2 separate regions of the Homo sapiens genome follow, and region 2 is linked to region 1. The links are chromatin loops, found by intact Hi-C in ENCODE. Cell type or tissue: GM12878. All regions are shown on one strand.

Region 1 (8,000 bases):
TATAATTCTAGAATTTGATTCTTAGCTCTGTAATAATCTGTTAGGTTGTGGATTTTTAATGAGTCAGTGAGTGTCCCCTTTAGATTTCTTACCAATATGTAATTAACTGAAGACATGTACTGCTGTGGTACAAGTCAACTGGCTTTGACACTGAGCACACCCGGGTTTCCAAACCCTGATTTTACAAATGTCTGGATTATCTAGTTTGTGGAGTAGTCAGGTCTTGGTCAATGTAGTGAACTGTAATGGGAAAAGCAGGGTCTTCGGGGAAAGCAAGACCTGGGTCCAGTCCTCAGCTTTGCCATTTACCAGACCCAGGTCTTTTGTAAATCATTTAACTTTTGCCAGCCTCCTTGTCCTCAGCTGTAAAGCAGATGTAATCATATGCACCCTTGCGTTGTGTGAGGGTTAAACGAGATGATGTATATAGTGTCCGGACACCACCTGACAGTAGGTGGTTAGTGAACGTCATATCCCCTTTCCTTTGTTGCCTGTGCTTTTTTTCTTTTTGCATCTAAGCTAGCAGATAGAAGTCCCAGGTTTGATTCCTGGGCCACTCTTCATATTCCTGGAGAATTAAGAGCATTTTCAAAATGTTTTACATAAGTGTTGCTTACCTCTAAGTCCTCACTGCAAAGGTAAATACTACTGCAAAGGAGAGAAAAGAAAAGAAGTGAATGTTTAGAAAAAAACAAAAAAGAAAGTAGAGCAAGAAAGGCAGGAAAAGGAAGTAATGAAGGAGAGGATAGAACAAAAAGAAGGCCCAACTGATGGGGGATGGAAGTATCGCAGAGAAACCATTAGCTTTCTCAGAGCCAGGCACCTGCACGGTGCAGAGCCAAGGCTATGGGCTCTGGGATAAAACGGATTTGTGTTCAAAGCCTGGCATCTCTGATGATTAGTTCTGGGACCTTAAGCAAGTTCCTTAACCTTTCAGCACTTCAGTTTTCAAATGCGGGAAACAGCAAGAGCTACACTTGCTGAGCACTCACCATGTGTCAGCACGCTCCACTGAAATTCCCACTCCACCCTGTGTGATATGTGGAATTATCACCCTCATCTGACAGATGAGGGAGCTAGCCGAAGGATGTGGTTAGCATTTGTTCAAAGTCACAGAGCTGGGCTTACCCCGCAGACCTGGCTCTGAAGCTCACACTGACTACTGCAGGAGGAGGGGAGATGGAGCTGTGGATGGGCCCACACAGCACCTGCCCTCTACATGTGGGTACTTACGCTCCCTTTCTTTCTCTTTTGCTCTTCTCTTATCTCCTGTTATCCAGGTGGTGGGACTTAATTTTCTAGAAATTTCCATCTGGTTAGATGGAACTTTCTAACCTAGGAAAAAACCCCAGCGCAGCCTCCCCTCAAATACACTCTAAGTTTCACTGTTGAGGAAATTAGCTTGGTGCAGCTGAAGCCTGTTTTCAGGAGTTGTTTCTGCTGGTTCCACTCCTGGCTGTAAATCAAAACAAATCTAAGTGACTTGATGGTAGAGGAAACAAAATGACTTCACTCACTCACGTGAGCATGAACTCATGCACACACACACTCACACTTACACATACAGGAGTTGATTATTTAGTCTCTTTGCAAGTATGTTTGGTTGAAATTAAGTTGGGCCATATTTGACCATTGTCTTACAGATTGGTGGTTATTTATTTAATCAGTTCAGCCTGTGTTTTGGCATTAAATAGATAATATCACATGATTTGTTCATTCATTACTTAACAATTATTAGGAGCCTATTATATTCTAAGTGCTGCGCTGGGTATGTGGCATATTAAATGAGATAGGACTTCCCTTTAAGTACATCATTGTCTAATGATCACACACCAAATAATTGTACTATACCATGATAAGTCTAGGAATGGAGATGAACACAAGGTTTGTCATTTATATTAGTGTATTTTTACAAGACCAAAAAGTGTTTTTCTATATGAGTTGTATCTTCTCTGTTGAGAATTCTTTCTGCATTCTAGTAAAAAAAAAAAAAAAAGAAAAGAAAAGAAAAGAAAAGAACCACATATACTTTATTTTTATTTTTTTGCTCTGTCTTATGGTGCTAAAGCCACATGTACTTTCCTTGGGTTATTTTAATAACACATGTTTTAAGAGTAAGTTAAGGCCGGGTGCAGTGGCTCATGCCTATGTAATCCCGGCACTTTGGGAGGCCAAGGTGGGTGGATCTCTTGAGCTCAGGAGTTCAAGACCAGCCGGGGCAACATGATGAAAGCCTGTCTGTATAAAAAATACAGAAATTAGCCAGGCGTGGTGGTACGCACCTGTAGTCCCAGCTATGTGGGAGGCTGAGGCAGGAGGATTGCTTGAGCCTGGGAGGTGGAGGTTGCAGTGAGCTGAGATCGTGCCACTGCATCACTGCATTCCAGCCGAGGCAACAGAGCAAGATCCTGTCTCAAAAAAAAAAAAAAAAAAAAAAAAAAAAAAAAAAAAAGTAAGTTAAGAAACAAATTCCTCATCATTTTTTTTTAAATTTGTTTTTAAGGTAACCTTGTTTTTCTGACTTTTTGGCCAAAGATATATATGTTCATTGTTAAACAAGAAAAAGAAAAAATACTGGGACACACACAAATAATTGAAGTTATCCTCTAATTCTACTCTTCCAGAATTGTTTACTGAATGACCAGTTAACTTTCAAAGTAGTAAATATATGAAAATATGTCTTTTTTTCTCCTTTGAAACAGAGCCTACTGGGATGTTAGATGTCTGGTACATGAAACGGCACATTGACTACAGTAGACAACAGATTTCTCTTTTCTGGAAGGTGAGTTTTAAGCGTCAACTTAAAACTCAAGGGAATAAAACTGAAGGCAGAAAAAGACCTATTTGCATAGTGGCTTTTATATGAAGCTTCAATGATTTTGCTAGAGCTCATTTTCTCACATTCATGACACACCACAGTGTCATGTGCCTTTGGTGGATAGGGGTGAGAGCTGAGTTCCTTCTTCCACACAGTCACATCGTTTCAATCCCACTTCCTATAAGATCAAGGTCTTTTTCCATCCCTGGCATTTCCACCCTCTGACCCCAACTACTTCATCTCTTCTGACTGTTGTCCCCTTTCTGCCCACCCCCACCTCTCCTACATAAATATGCCCAGCAGTAACCATGTCACTTCACTTATTCACTCTTTGGGAAACAAAAGATGAAAAAGCTGTGGATGTGGATATTTAATAATGTTTGTTAAGTCATTGAAGAGGGAGAAGGAGGAAAGAAAGCTGCTCTACTTTAGGAATAGTAATAGTGGTAGAAAATAATACAAACAGGCCAGGTGCAGTGGCTCACGCCTGTAATCCCAGCACTTTGGGAGGCCAAGGCAGGCGGATCACTTGAGGTCAGGGGTTAGAGACCAGCCTGGCCAGCATGGTGAAACCCCGTCTCTACTGAAAATACAAAAATTAGCCGGGCATGGTGGCATGCGCCTGTAATCCCAGCTACTGGGGAGGCTGAGGCACGAGAATCACTTGAACCCGGGAGGCAGGGGTTGCAGTGAGCCAAGATCATGCCACTGCACTCGAGCTTGGGTGACAGAGTGAGACTACGTTTCAAAAAAAAAAAAAAAAGAAAATCATACAAACAGGAATAGAAAGCAGCCCTTCCTCAGGAATGGTAATAAAACAGTAGTAAATTAGACAACTTTCCAGAAAACAGTGAAGCCTGACATTATCATAGAATGCGAAAGTTTCACAAAGCACTGAAAGCTGGCATTACCATTTTATTTAATCCTCACAAAAATCCCCTGAGGTAAGTACTGGTACGCCCACTTACCAGTGAATGAGAAAACGAATGAATGAGTGAATGAAAAAACGAGTATCAGAGAGAGGAAAGAGAGGAAGTTCTTGCCCAAAGTCACCCAGCTACTGAGCACAGACCTGAGACTGAAACCTTATCCAGAACTGCTGCATCGTGACTCATCTTTGTTGAAGGAAAATGCTGTGCGATTCGAATTGAGCTACTGATTGGCATGCTCATAAGAGGTTTCCTGGTGAACTGCACTCTTTATTTCTCAGGACTCACATCCTCTTCACTACACCTCTTCCAGTTGAGGATAGAAAGTTTTGGAATTATGAATCTGAATGAGCACAAAACCAGAAGAGTAAGAATAACAATTATAAAGTCCTCTGATGGGGTTCACATGATGGGTTTTGATCATTGCACACTTCTTCAGTTTTAAGAAATGAGTGATTTCTTCTTCTTTCTCCTCCCTGTCTCTCTCACACACACATAAAACGTCTGGTATAAGAAGAGACTACTATAAATAGCCTGGTGAATCATGATCAGGCTCTTCACTTTGAAACTAACACTGCAGCTCAAAATTTATTTTAAAATGAATCTACTTTCAATAGCAAGACAATTCTCAAAGCAGGACATTTAGAACAGCCATAATTTGTGAATATTATAGAAGAACCCAGCCTAATTATTTCCTTTTCACGAGCAAGTGACTGGTTAAAACCAAAATTCCTCCTCTCATGTAAAGGTTTCTCCTCCAAAAATGTCCTCAACAGTGATCTGGAAAGATATGCTACGTGTTAATCTATTCCACGCCTCTCAACTCAAGGGTTTCTCTCAGTAGAATGAGGGTAATGATACAGGTATCTGCAAAGCTGACAAGACCATTGTGGGGATCAGCAAATGAGAGGACACAAATGTAAAAATCACAAGGGCCACCAGTGTAAAATTCAGCAGTGCTGCATGATGCGTGTTTATCCTGACAGTGAAAGCTCCATGCCTGCGTGCTTTTCACTGTAACAAACAGAGTTTATAGTGGACATCATCTTGGTTCTCTGAAACCAGCACCAGAGTGAAGTCAAAATAAGTATGTGTTGGCCATGAGTGATGCTTGGTAAATGTGAGTATGTGATTTCTTCTCTGCTGCCCTGATTTTATTTCTATCTTCACAAGGCTTAGGTTCTATAATGAGGTCTTGGAATTTGGAGGGACTTCAAAGCTCTTCTAGTTCAGCCTTCCTTTCATTATAAACATGGCTCCTACTCCTGCCAGGACAGACAGATGTCTCAGTGGGGATATTCTGGGACAGGGAGAATCTCACTTTGTAGTCTGCCCATGCCATGGTTGAACATCTCTTATTGTTTAGAAAATGTTTCCTTTTGTGTAGCCAGAATTGTGGGCCCAAGAAGGATGCTTGGGGTTGGAACTGGCTTAGAAGAAACCAAAAAGGGCAAGGCACAGTGGCTTACGCCAGTAATAATCCCATAATCCCTAATCCCAGCACCTGGGGAGGTCGAGGTGGGCAGATCACTGAAGTCCAGGAGTTTGAGACCATCCTGGCAGACATGGTGAAACCCTGTCTCTACCAAAATACAAAAAAATCAGCTGGGTGTGGTGATGCCCACCTGTAATCTCAGCTACTTGGGAGACTGAAGCAGGAGAATCCCTTGAACCCGGGAGGCAGAGGTTGCAGTGAGCTGAGATCGTGCCATAGTACTCCAGCCTGGGTGACAGAGCAAGACAAAGAAGGAAGGGAAGGAAGGAAGGAAGGAAGGATGGAAGAGAGGGAGGGAAGGAGGGAAGGAAGGAGAAAGAGAAAATAGAGAAAGAGAAAGAAGAAAGAAGGAAAGAAAAAAGAAAGAGAAAGAAAGAAAGAAAGAAAGAAAGAAAGAAAGAAAGAAAGAAAGAAAGAAAGAAAAGAAAGGAAGGAAAGAAAGAGAAAGCAAAAAGGTAAGCACTAGAAGCTTCTATAACTTGATGTCAGATGGTAGTCATCAAAAGCCAACCTCAAAACCTTCAGTGACTCTCTAGTCTAAGAGGCTCCCCAAGGAAAGTTGGATGCAGTCCTATATTGTCACAGGATTAAGTCCTTTTCTGTCAAACCTGGGCTTCTTTAATGGCCCCAAACAGGCCACTCAACTGAGGGTGGGAATGGAAACACTGACCAGAGTTACTGAGCAGTCCTGCTTTGGACCACAGAACCACAGAGTTATAGACCTCTAGAGCCAAAGGGATTTAACTGTCATGTAGTCTCACCCCACAGTTTAAAACATGGAAACTGAGGTTTCAAGAGGTGATTTTCCAGTGAGGGGATTTCAGGTGATTTGAGTCCACTCTTATCCCAGCCTCTAATAGGGATTCCTCATGCCACTCTCAGGCAGGCTTGGGAATTCAAGGGAATGCTGTGGTACAAGGGAGTTATCTAAGTGTCAGGCTAGAAGGAAAACTCTGCAGCCAGATCGCTTTGTGACAGGGCCCAAGTCATACCTCACTGGGGAAAGGGAGCAAGGGCGTGTGTGGTGGGGTTTTTTGTTTTTTGGGTTTTTTTTGTTTTTTTTTGTTTTTGTTTTTTTCCTTTGAGCAACTCTGGGAAACCAAATGCAAGAAACGCCCACCACTGCAAAGAAGGAAATCTCATGCCTTGGCATCAAAGGAAGCACCAAGTAAAACCCCATTTGCCTGTGAATAAAGTGAGAGCACTTTTCTCTTGCATATGGGGAAATGTGAGATGACCTTTCACTTTTGTAGGATGTTTACAATAGAGGAGAACAACTCCGTGCTGATTGGGTGCAGCCCCTGGGGGTTGGGGTGGGAGTATGTGTGTGAGTGTGGGTGTGAATGTATGTGAGTGTAAGGATGTGAGTGTGTGGAAGGCGTGGGAGTGTGGGGATGTGAGTAGGGTGTGAATATGTAGGTATGTGAGTGTGTGTGTATGTATGAATGGGTGCATGTGTCAGTGTGTGAGGATGTGAGGATGTTGGTGAAGGAGACCTTTGCTTTGTTATGGCTTGTCACTCCTTTTCCCATGACTTAGTTTCTCTTGAAAGTACCATTTCCTCAAAAATATCTTGTACTACTTTTTAAAATCACACCTTTTTTTTTTTTTTTTGAGACAGGGTGTCATTCTGTCCCCCAGGCTGAAGTGTGGTGGCACAATCTCAGCTCACTGCAGCCTTCACCTCCTATGCTCAAGTGATCCTCCCACCTCAGCCTCCCAAGTAGCTGAGACTACAGGCATCCATCACCACGCCCAGCTAATTTTTGTTTGTCACAGAGACAGGGTCTCATTCTGTCCCCCAGGCTGAAGTGTGGTGGCACAATCTCAGCTCACTGCAGCCTTCACCTCCTGTGCTCAAGTGATCCTCCCACCTCAGCCTCCCAAGTAGCTGAGACTACAGGCATCCATCACCACGCCCAGCTAATTTTTGTTTGTCACAGAGACAGGGTCTCATTCTGTCCCCCAGGCTGAAGTGTGGTGGCACAATCTCAGCTCACTGCAGCCTTCACCTCCTGTGCTCAAGTGATCCTCCCACCTCAGCCTCCCAAGTAGCTGAGACTACAGGCATCCATCACCACGCCCAGCTAATTTTTGTCACAGAGACAGGGTTTCACCATGTTGCCCAGGCTGGTCACAGACTCCTGGGTTCAAGTGATCTGCCCACCTCAACCTCCCAAAATGCTGGGACTACAGGTGTGAGCTACCACACCTGGCCCATAGCTATTTTTAAGAGGAAAAATACTTTCAATGTTGAAGCCAAAAAGTACAGCCTAATCTATGAAATGAAAGAAAAACACCTGGGTATTGTTAAAACCACAAATGCAATAAAAGTAAAAAATGTTGCTTGATTACGAATAGCCCCAGGGTTGGATTAGGCCCCTTTACAAAAGGGGGCTTTTAGCAATCCTCTCCCTCAAACTTCCTTTCTCTTCTCCTTCTGTACTGTTTTATATTGTATTCTTTCCTTAATTAAGTATCTCAATCCATGATTCCAATATACTTCTTTTCTAGTTAAAACAGCATGTATCTTTTAAGAAGAAAACCACCTTTCATATATATATGAAAAAGATATGAGAACCAGGTAAAGCCACATCAACCGTTCTAGTTTCCTCTCTTAATTTCTTTAGCATCCTCTCATTATCTTGATCATAGCAAATCACAAACTTTTGAAATTTGTTTGAGGCCATGAGTCTGGAAGAGAAATATTCATGTTAAGCTCATTCATTTGCTCAAACAAACATATGAAAGCTCCTCT
Region 2 (8,000 bases), 130 kb before region 1:
TCACTATGCCTGGCTAATTTATTTTTATTTTTATTTTTTTGTAGATTCTTGCCATGTTGCCCAGGCCGGTCTTGAACTAGCCTCAAATAATCCTCCCCCTGGCTTTCTCGTCAGCCTCCCAAAGTGCTAGGATTACAAGCATGAGCCACAGCACCTGGCCTGGCTTTTCTTAATTAACAGTTATGTATCAGCTGTGAAATTACCAGTTTTCAGCGCGTTAAATAAAGTGATATGTATTTAACACTAAAATACATTAAACATAACTTAATTTTTCTTTGGTGCTAAGCATGATTCCAAATCCTTTTGCTGTTTAAGACTGATTCTGAGTATCGGTTTTGCTATAGAGTAATATATCTTAAAAGTATCAAGAAGATGGGGGCAAAACTATACTAATTTTATTATATACCCTAAAAATTACTCATTAAAAGTAAATTCCTTACGTCAACTTGTTTACCTTTGTTCACTCAAATCATAAATGTGAACTTTATGGTTGTTTGCATACACTTAAATGGGATCCACGTTCTGCATCATTTGATTGATAATCAAGTGAAGATCCTGCTGAATTCCTTTTGCATATGCAGAATTTAGATTAAATTTCAAAACAACACAAATACAATTCTCAAGTCCTAGATTCTGAATTAATGGGGTTTTATCCTAATAAGACACCTGGGGTCCTTGTATAGTATCACAGTCATAGAATGATATTAAAGAATACTGAGTTTCTTAGGCTGGGTGCAGTGGCTCATGCCTGTAATCCCAGCACTTTGGGAGGCCAAGGCAGGCGGATCACCTGAGCTCAGGGATTGAAGACCAGACTGGCCATCATGGCAAAACCCCGTCTCTACTGAAAATACAAAAAATTTAGCCAAGCCTGGTGGTGTGTGCCTGTAATCCCAGCTACTCAGAAGGCTGAGGCAAGAGAATCGCTTGAATCTGGGAGGTGGAGGTTGCAATGAGCCAAGATGGAGCCACTGCACTCCAGCCTGGGTGACAGAGTGACTCTGTCTCCAGAGGAAAAAAAAAAAAAGGATACCAAATCCTCTTACTTCATGCAAATAGGAGTATGTAATAGACTAGAAAAAGTGTTTAGAAAATAGAAAGGAATTATATTATCAGTGTCTCTGAATAAGTTTTCAGAAGCCAACTGTTTTCTGGTTGAAACTCTTATTCTCTGCTCCCCCTGGTGGTGCTACATAGGCCATCTTGGTAACAGGTACATTTGAGCTCACTTTTCAAAACCTTCTCTTTATCAGAAGTGGCAAATAGAGTAGAAAGAATATTTGTTATCTCATATGCTCTTCATAACAATCCTTTGTGATAGGTAGTATTAGCTCCATTATATAAATAGGGAAATAGAGTTTGAAAGAAGTCAAGCCAGATTTTTTTGAACTTATACCGTCAGTAACTAAGTGCCTCTCACAGACTCTACATCACTTTAAAGACCAAATAAATATTTAGAAAATGAAAAGACAGGTTTCAATCCAAAGCCACTTCTGTCTCCTCCACCATTATTTTTTTCAGAAAGTTTTTTTAAACTCATGACTCCCTCAGTCAATCTACCACGTTTCCTTTAAACACAACCACTAACACAGAAAAAGTGAATTACCATTTCTATCCAGATCACTCAAGCCAAGTCACTGTAGCCAGAATGAAGCTTTGTTTACATTTGCTACTGTCAATTTCATCTGGGTCATGCATGAAGTGTTGTCTCTGCATGTCTGTAGGAAGACAGGAAAGTCAGAGTCAAGAGGAGTGGGAGGATACCAAAGATTACAGGTCTCTTCTACCACTTTAGCTCCGTGGTGGCATTGCCTCCATTAGATATTGCTGGAGGTGGGGGGTTTACTTCAAAGCGACAGGAAAGCCTTGTGGCCAAGAGCACAGGCTCTAGAGTTCAAAGCCTGGCTCTGCTACTTTCTAGTCATGCAATCTTTTTTTTTTTTTTCCTTTTGAGACAGGGTCTTGCTCTACTGCCCAGGCTGGAGCGCAGTGGCGCAATCTCAGCTCACTGCAGCCTTGACCTCCTGGACTCAAGCAATCCTCCTGCCTCAGTCTCCCAAGTAGCTGACCACAGGAGAGTGCCACCATGCCCAGCTAAATTTTAAAAATTTTTCTGTAGAGACAGGGTTGTGTCATGTTGCCCAGGCTAGTGTCAAGGTCTCTAACTGCTGAGCTCAAGCAACCATCCCGCCTCAGCCTCCCAAAGTGCTGGTATTACAGGCACGAGCCACTGCTCCTGGCTAAGTCATGCAATCTTTCTTTTTCTTTTTTTTTCTTTTTAGACAGAGTCTCACTGTGTTGCCCAGGCTGGAGTGCAGTGGCGTGATCTTGGCTCACTGCAACCTCTGCTTCCCGGGTTCAAGCGATTCTCCTGACTCAGCCTCCCTAGTAGCTGGGATTACAGGCATCGGGCACCACGTCTGGCTTCTTTTTGTATTTTTAGTAGAGATGGGGTTTCACCACGTTGGCCAGGCTGATCCCAAGTGATCTGCCCATCTCGGCCTCCCAAAATGCTGAGATTACAGGTGCGAGCCACTGCGCCCGGCCTAGTCATGCAATCTTGAGCATGTTTCTTATCTTCTCTGTGCCTCGTTATTCCCATACATAACATGGGGATAAGATAAGCCCTTATATCATGTGTTTGTTGTGGGAAAGGGGATCCAATGATGTAAGAAGTTAGCTACAAGCCTGGAATAGTGTAATTGTTCACTAAATGCTAGCTAGTAATGTTACTCTCTAGCCTCTAGGGGAGCCATGCAGCAGGGATAGTAGAGCAAAGGAATCCAACTGAAAGTCACAGTATTGAGGGTGCTTTTCAGCCCCTTTAGCTAAGGTACATACAGACTGTGAAGTATCTAAGGGAATTAGGCTGACGAGGCAAGGAGAATATGTGCCACGCAGCAGTCCATGTTTCAGGCAATGATGGATGGCATATATGATGGTGGTCCCATAAACTTATCATGCAGCTGAAAAATTTCTGTCACCTAGTGATTTATATTACAATTGCCTGCAGGATTCAGTACAGTAACATGCTTTATAGGTTTGTAGCCTAGAAGCAACAGGCTATACCATATAGCCTAGGTGTGTAGTAGGCTATACCACCCAGGTTTGTGTAATTACAATCTATGATGTTCGTACAATGATGAAATCGCTTAATGATGCATTTCTCAGAATGTATCCCTGTCGTTAAGTGACACATGACTCTAGTTATCTCTTGAAAGATGGTTCCAGGTCAAAGCTTCAGATTTTGTCTCTGGAGACACAGCTGCCTCTGGGAGAACATTTACAAACATCTTGCTCCCACCTCATTTACCTCTCTCCCTTCTGAATTCCCTAGAAGTCTAGCTTAGACCAGGTTGGAATATATACAGATTTTAGTAAAGGCTCAGAGATAGCAAGAAGAAAATAAATCTCAGCTGGGAGGGGTGATACAAGCCTATATTCAGCTACCTGAGAGACTGAGGCAGGAAGATCACTTGAGCCAGGGTTTTGAGGCTGTAATGCACTATGATCCCACCAGGGATAGCCACTGCACTGCAGCCGGGGCAATACAGTGAGACCCCCATCTCTATAAAAAGAAAGAAAATAAACATCTCAGAGAAAAACCACCTACTATGTAATCTTGATTACAAAATATAACTAGCTTTTCAAAGTTGGTTTGAGACCTGTCTTTTCATTTTCTAAATATTTATGTGGTCTTTAAAGTGATGTAGAGTCTGTGAGAGGCACTCAGTTACTGATGGTATAAGTTCAAAAAAATCTGGCTTGACCTCTTTCAAACTCTGTTTCCCTATTTATATAATGGAGCTAATACTACCTGTCACAAAGGATTGTTATGAAGACCATATGAGATAACAAATATTCTTTCAGTTCCATTTGCCACTTCTGACAAAGAGAAGGTTTTGAAAAGTGAGCTCAAATGTACCTGTTACCAAGATGGCCTATGTAGCACCACCAGGGGGAGCAGAGAATGAGAGTTTCAACCAGAAAACAGTTGGTTTCTGAAAACTTATTCAGAGACACTGGTAATATAATTCCTTTCTATTTTCTAAACATTTTTCTAGTCTATTACATACTCCTATTTACATGAAATAAGAGGGATTGGTATATCGGCTATCTACTGCTACGATTGAGGGAAGAGAGAGACCCTCTCATATTGTTTTATATTTTTTTATACTCAGTACCTGTTTTAAGAAAAAACAACAAGGAAGTAAAAGCAAAGACAGGCAACCCAGCACCAGGCCCGAAACCAGGACTGGGCCTGCCTGGCCAAAACCCAGTAGTTAAAAATCAACTCATAACTTAGAAAGCGATGTTATTCATAGATTCCAGACATTGTATAGAAGAACATTGTGAAACTCCCTGCCCTGTTTTGTTTCTCTCTGACCACTGGTGCATGCAGCCTCTGTCACGTACCGCCTGCTTGCTCAAATCAATCACGACCCTTTCATGTGAAATCTGTAGTGTTGTGAGCCCTTTAAAAGGACAGAAATTGTGCATTCGGGGAGCTCGGATTTTAAGGCGGTAGATTGCCGATGCTCCCAGCTGAATAAAGCCCTTCCTTCTATAACTCGGTGTCTGAGAGGTTTTGTCTGCGGCTCGTCCTGCTACACAATAATGTGTAACAAACTGCCACAAAAGCTGAAGGGACATATAACAATAAACATTTATTTCTCAATGTCAGTGGGGTCCAGCTGGTCTAAGGTGAGCTTTGCTGGAATTGGGCATGTGTTTGCAGCTCAGCTGGCTCACTCCTATGTCTTTGCATGAGCTCTCCTCTACATGTCTCCTGGTCCTCTTTCTGCCATCAACAGGCTAGCCTGGGCATGTCCTTATGGTGATGGCAGAGGGCAAGAGTACCTAAGGCCCAATCTTTCCAGTGTCTTTCAATCCTCTGCTTATATCAGGCTTACCAATGTCTGTTGGCTCAAAGCAAGCTACATGGACAAACCAGAGCCAGAATGGGAGAACGTTCAAAGCTACATGGTAAAGGGCCAGGATATGGGGCTGGGAAATTACCTGGGCATTATTGCAATCCACCTCAAAATGTCATCAAGGCTCTCCACCTGCTGCTGGAACCAGTTCGTGTGAGGAGAGGAAGATGGTAGCATCTTTCCAAACAATAAAGACCAAGAACCTTGGCAGTCTTCATCCTACTCTAGCATTTGACACTGTTGACCACCTTGTCCTGAAAATGTCTCTCCTCTTGGTTTTCCCATTTCAAGAATGTGTTAGTCTTCTATCAATATTTCTGGATGCCCTTTCCTTTGTAAATTATTTTTTCTGCCAATTCCCTAAACATTGACATTCCCTTCATACCTACCATCTCACTGTCTCCTCTCTTTCTTACTCCTTTCACCTATTCCCAAGGCCTCAGCTACACCTGTATGTAGGCTAGAAACTGGAGCCCTCCCAACTCTCATGAAAGTCAGACCTATATTTCTAACTATTTGTTTGTATCTTTATGGGCTGTCTCCTAGGCCCCTCAAATTCATGTCAAAAATTGAGCTCCCAGTTGCGAACGGCAATCCACACCTACTTCCGTATACTCTGTTTCAGGGCATTTGCCACATTGTATATACTTGCCTGTTTACACTTCTATTTCTCTACTCTTTAACTGTGAACTCATGGAAGGCAGAGATGTGCCATGATCATTTTTTGCATCTCCATTGATTTTTATAATGTCAAGTTCATGTGGATAATATTTTGAAACATTAGCTATTACTATTATTATTATTATTTGTCTAATGGTGTCCAACTTTAGTGACAGAGGCAGGGAAATCTCAGCTATGTGTTCAAGTAAGTGGATTATTGGTGACTCATTTCTCTAATTAAGCTACACCAGGGTCTCAGCAAACTTTTTATTCAAGGGCCAAATGGTAAACATTTTAGGCTTTGCAGAACATAAGATTTCTGTCTCAACTACTCAACTCTGTGTTTGTAGCGTGAAAGCAGTCACAGACAATTATGTAAATGAATGGGCATAGTCTGTTCCAATTAAAATTTCATTTTTGGACACTGAAATTTGAATTTCACATAATTTCCATACATCATGAAATAGTCTTTTTTTAAAAAAAATTTCTTTCAACCATTTAAAAGTGAGAAAACCATTCTTAACTTAGGCTGCACAAAACCAAGTATTTATTCTTTTCTTGAAAGGGCTGATAGAACAGCATACAGATAGCAAAGACAAATCCTTGGCTTCGGCATTTCCAAGTCTGAAGGTTGGTATAAGACAGAAAATGTGGAAAAATGTATGATTAGTCACAAATAAGTTTCCCCATCACCACCCCATTTCCCTCCTCTACCAAACACTAGATAAAAATTACTTGGGCAGAAAGGGGAGGAGGTTGTAGGGTAAAGGGAGAAACCAAGGGTTTAGACACTGGTGGGTTACCAAGGACCCTCTCATCCAGTGCCATGCCCCATACTGATAGTTGGGGAAGGTAGGAATTATAGAACTCTAACTAGGTTGGAGATTTTTTCTTCCCTCCACCCAAGGATGTTCCCAGGAACTTATATTTAACATAAGAAAAGAGAGATCTCAAACTGAAGAATATTACGTTTCAATGACCCCTAACCTTCAGAGTTGAGGCTCTAAGTAGAAATGGACTTACTTCAAAATTTCTTGCACTCTTGAAATTATACTATTTACAGAGGCACTCAATTAAGTCCAGCTCTTTCAATGTTCATTTTAGCCTCCAAAGATATCATCCTGAGGTATCATGTTGTACTTGCAGGGCCCTAAGCAGCCACCTGGTTTGCCTCATGGTTTAAACAACTGATAACAGTTCCATAACGTTCTTCTTACTATTTTGGAATTCTGGCTGTACTTTACGGTATTTCTTTCCTTTAAGAGGACTTATCTATAAATGTAATGGCAGCAAACATATTGGAGACTAACAACTTCCTTACAAGAGACACTAATATGAAGCAGAGTGCATTTGAGAGTCAAATCTTTGGCACAGTAAGTAAAATTTCTCTAGATCCCAGGAGACCTCAGACACTCTCCAGTTATATTAACATTGCAGAAAATTTCCAGGGCCATGAATAGAGACATGGCTTATGGAAACTCTGAAAGATATCTTTCATGCAGAGTTTGAAAAATATCATTCAGAGTTTCCATAAGCCATGTCTCAATAGACAAAACTATTCTAGGGCAGATGACATCCCCCAAACAAATATTTTCATGAATTTTACATTTTCAGTGCATTGCAAGTTTTAAGGATTAATGTTAAGGTTGGGTTTTAAATGGAAGCATCCCTGAATGAGGTTGATACCTCATTCTTTTTTTTTTTTAATCTCAATCGTTGTAACTTTCTCTTTCATGAGTATCTGATAACTGCTTTCACCTAGTTGTTGCATAAATGCATTTCTAGACATATTGACATATTTTATGTCTGCCTTTCAATCATGCTTCACTTTTTCCAGTAAATCAGTTACTAGAACATACTGAAGATGCTGTACAAATGCCTTGGTTTCTTTCTGCCAACTGAAACAGCTTGTTTGGGGCTCATTTTTCATTACGTTTTATAGCAGGGTGTAGTGCTCCAGGGAAAAAAGGATTTTTGTGTTTATCCCTCAGCTATTTTCTTTATCCTCCATTGGATTTCTCAGTTCAACTTTCTTAATATTTTAATTTTTCTCTGACACATACACATATATATATATATACATACATATACATATATACATATATACACATATATGCATATGTGTGTGTGTGTGTGTGTGTGTGTGTGTGTGTATATATATATATATGTATGTATTATTGGGCCTTGTAGAATCTGCAATAACCTGCAATGAGGACCAACTTACAGCTTAGCTTATAGGTATTTTTTTCTAAAAGTCACCATTAGCGAGTAAAATTATTTCATCATTCAGGAAGAATTATTGATCTAAATATCCAGCTGCAGGGGAGAGGGGAATTCAGACAATTGCTATCAGCTACCATTTCTCCACCCCATTAAAAGAGTATATTCCAAAATTAAGAATATATT

What was found. A loop is a pair of places that touch in the nucleus more often than their neighbours do. Peaks named below come from ENCODE experiments on the same cell type or tissue, not always from the same donor. Only the 100,000 strongest peaks of a DNase experiment are listed, where the experiment ranks them.
Region 2: a loop joins it to region 1, with 3.0 times the contacts of the local background. A loop is called at or near these places in 2 of 110 quality-filtered maps.

The regions. Positions count from the first base shown.
Region 1 is chr1:67,335,922-67,343,921 of GRCh38, forward strand. IL12RB2 (interleukin 12 receptor subunit beta 2) reads left to right here. Exons shown (of 17, transcript NM_001374259.2): 9 at 2,703-2,782. Among named protein-coding and RNA genes, the nearest start is that of IL12RB2, 32 kb to the left of the region's middle. RefSeq lists enhancers at 2,985-3,064, 6,188-6,277, 6,418-6,507. In GM12878, no CTCF peak of the experiment used is centred here; DNase peaks (open chromatin) are centred at 2,910, 3,910 and 6,610; H3K4me3 peaks cover 1,127 bases; H3K27ac peaks cover 6,194 bases.
Region 2 is chr1:67,210,613-67,218,612 of GRCh38, forward strand. The region is part of intron 6 of IL23R (interleukin 23 receptor); the gene reads left to right. Among named protein-coding and RNA genes, the nearest start is that of IL23R, 48 kb to the left of the region's middle. RefSeq lists an enhancer at 4,753-4,892. In GM12878, CTCF peaks have their summits at 1,209 (motif pointing left), 2,744 and 3,937 (motif pointing right); DNase peaks (open chromatin) are centred at 3,927, 4,219 and 4,419; H3K4me3 peaks cover 792 bases; H3K27ac peaks cover 1,997 bases.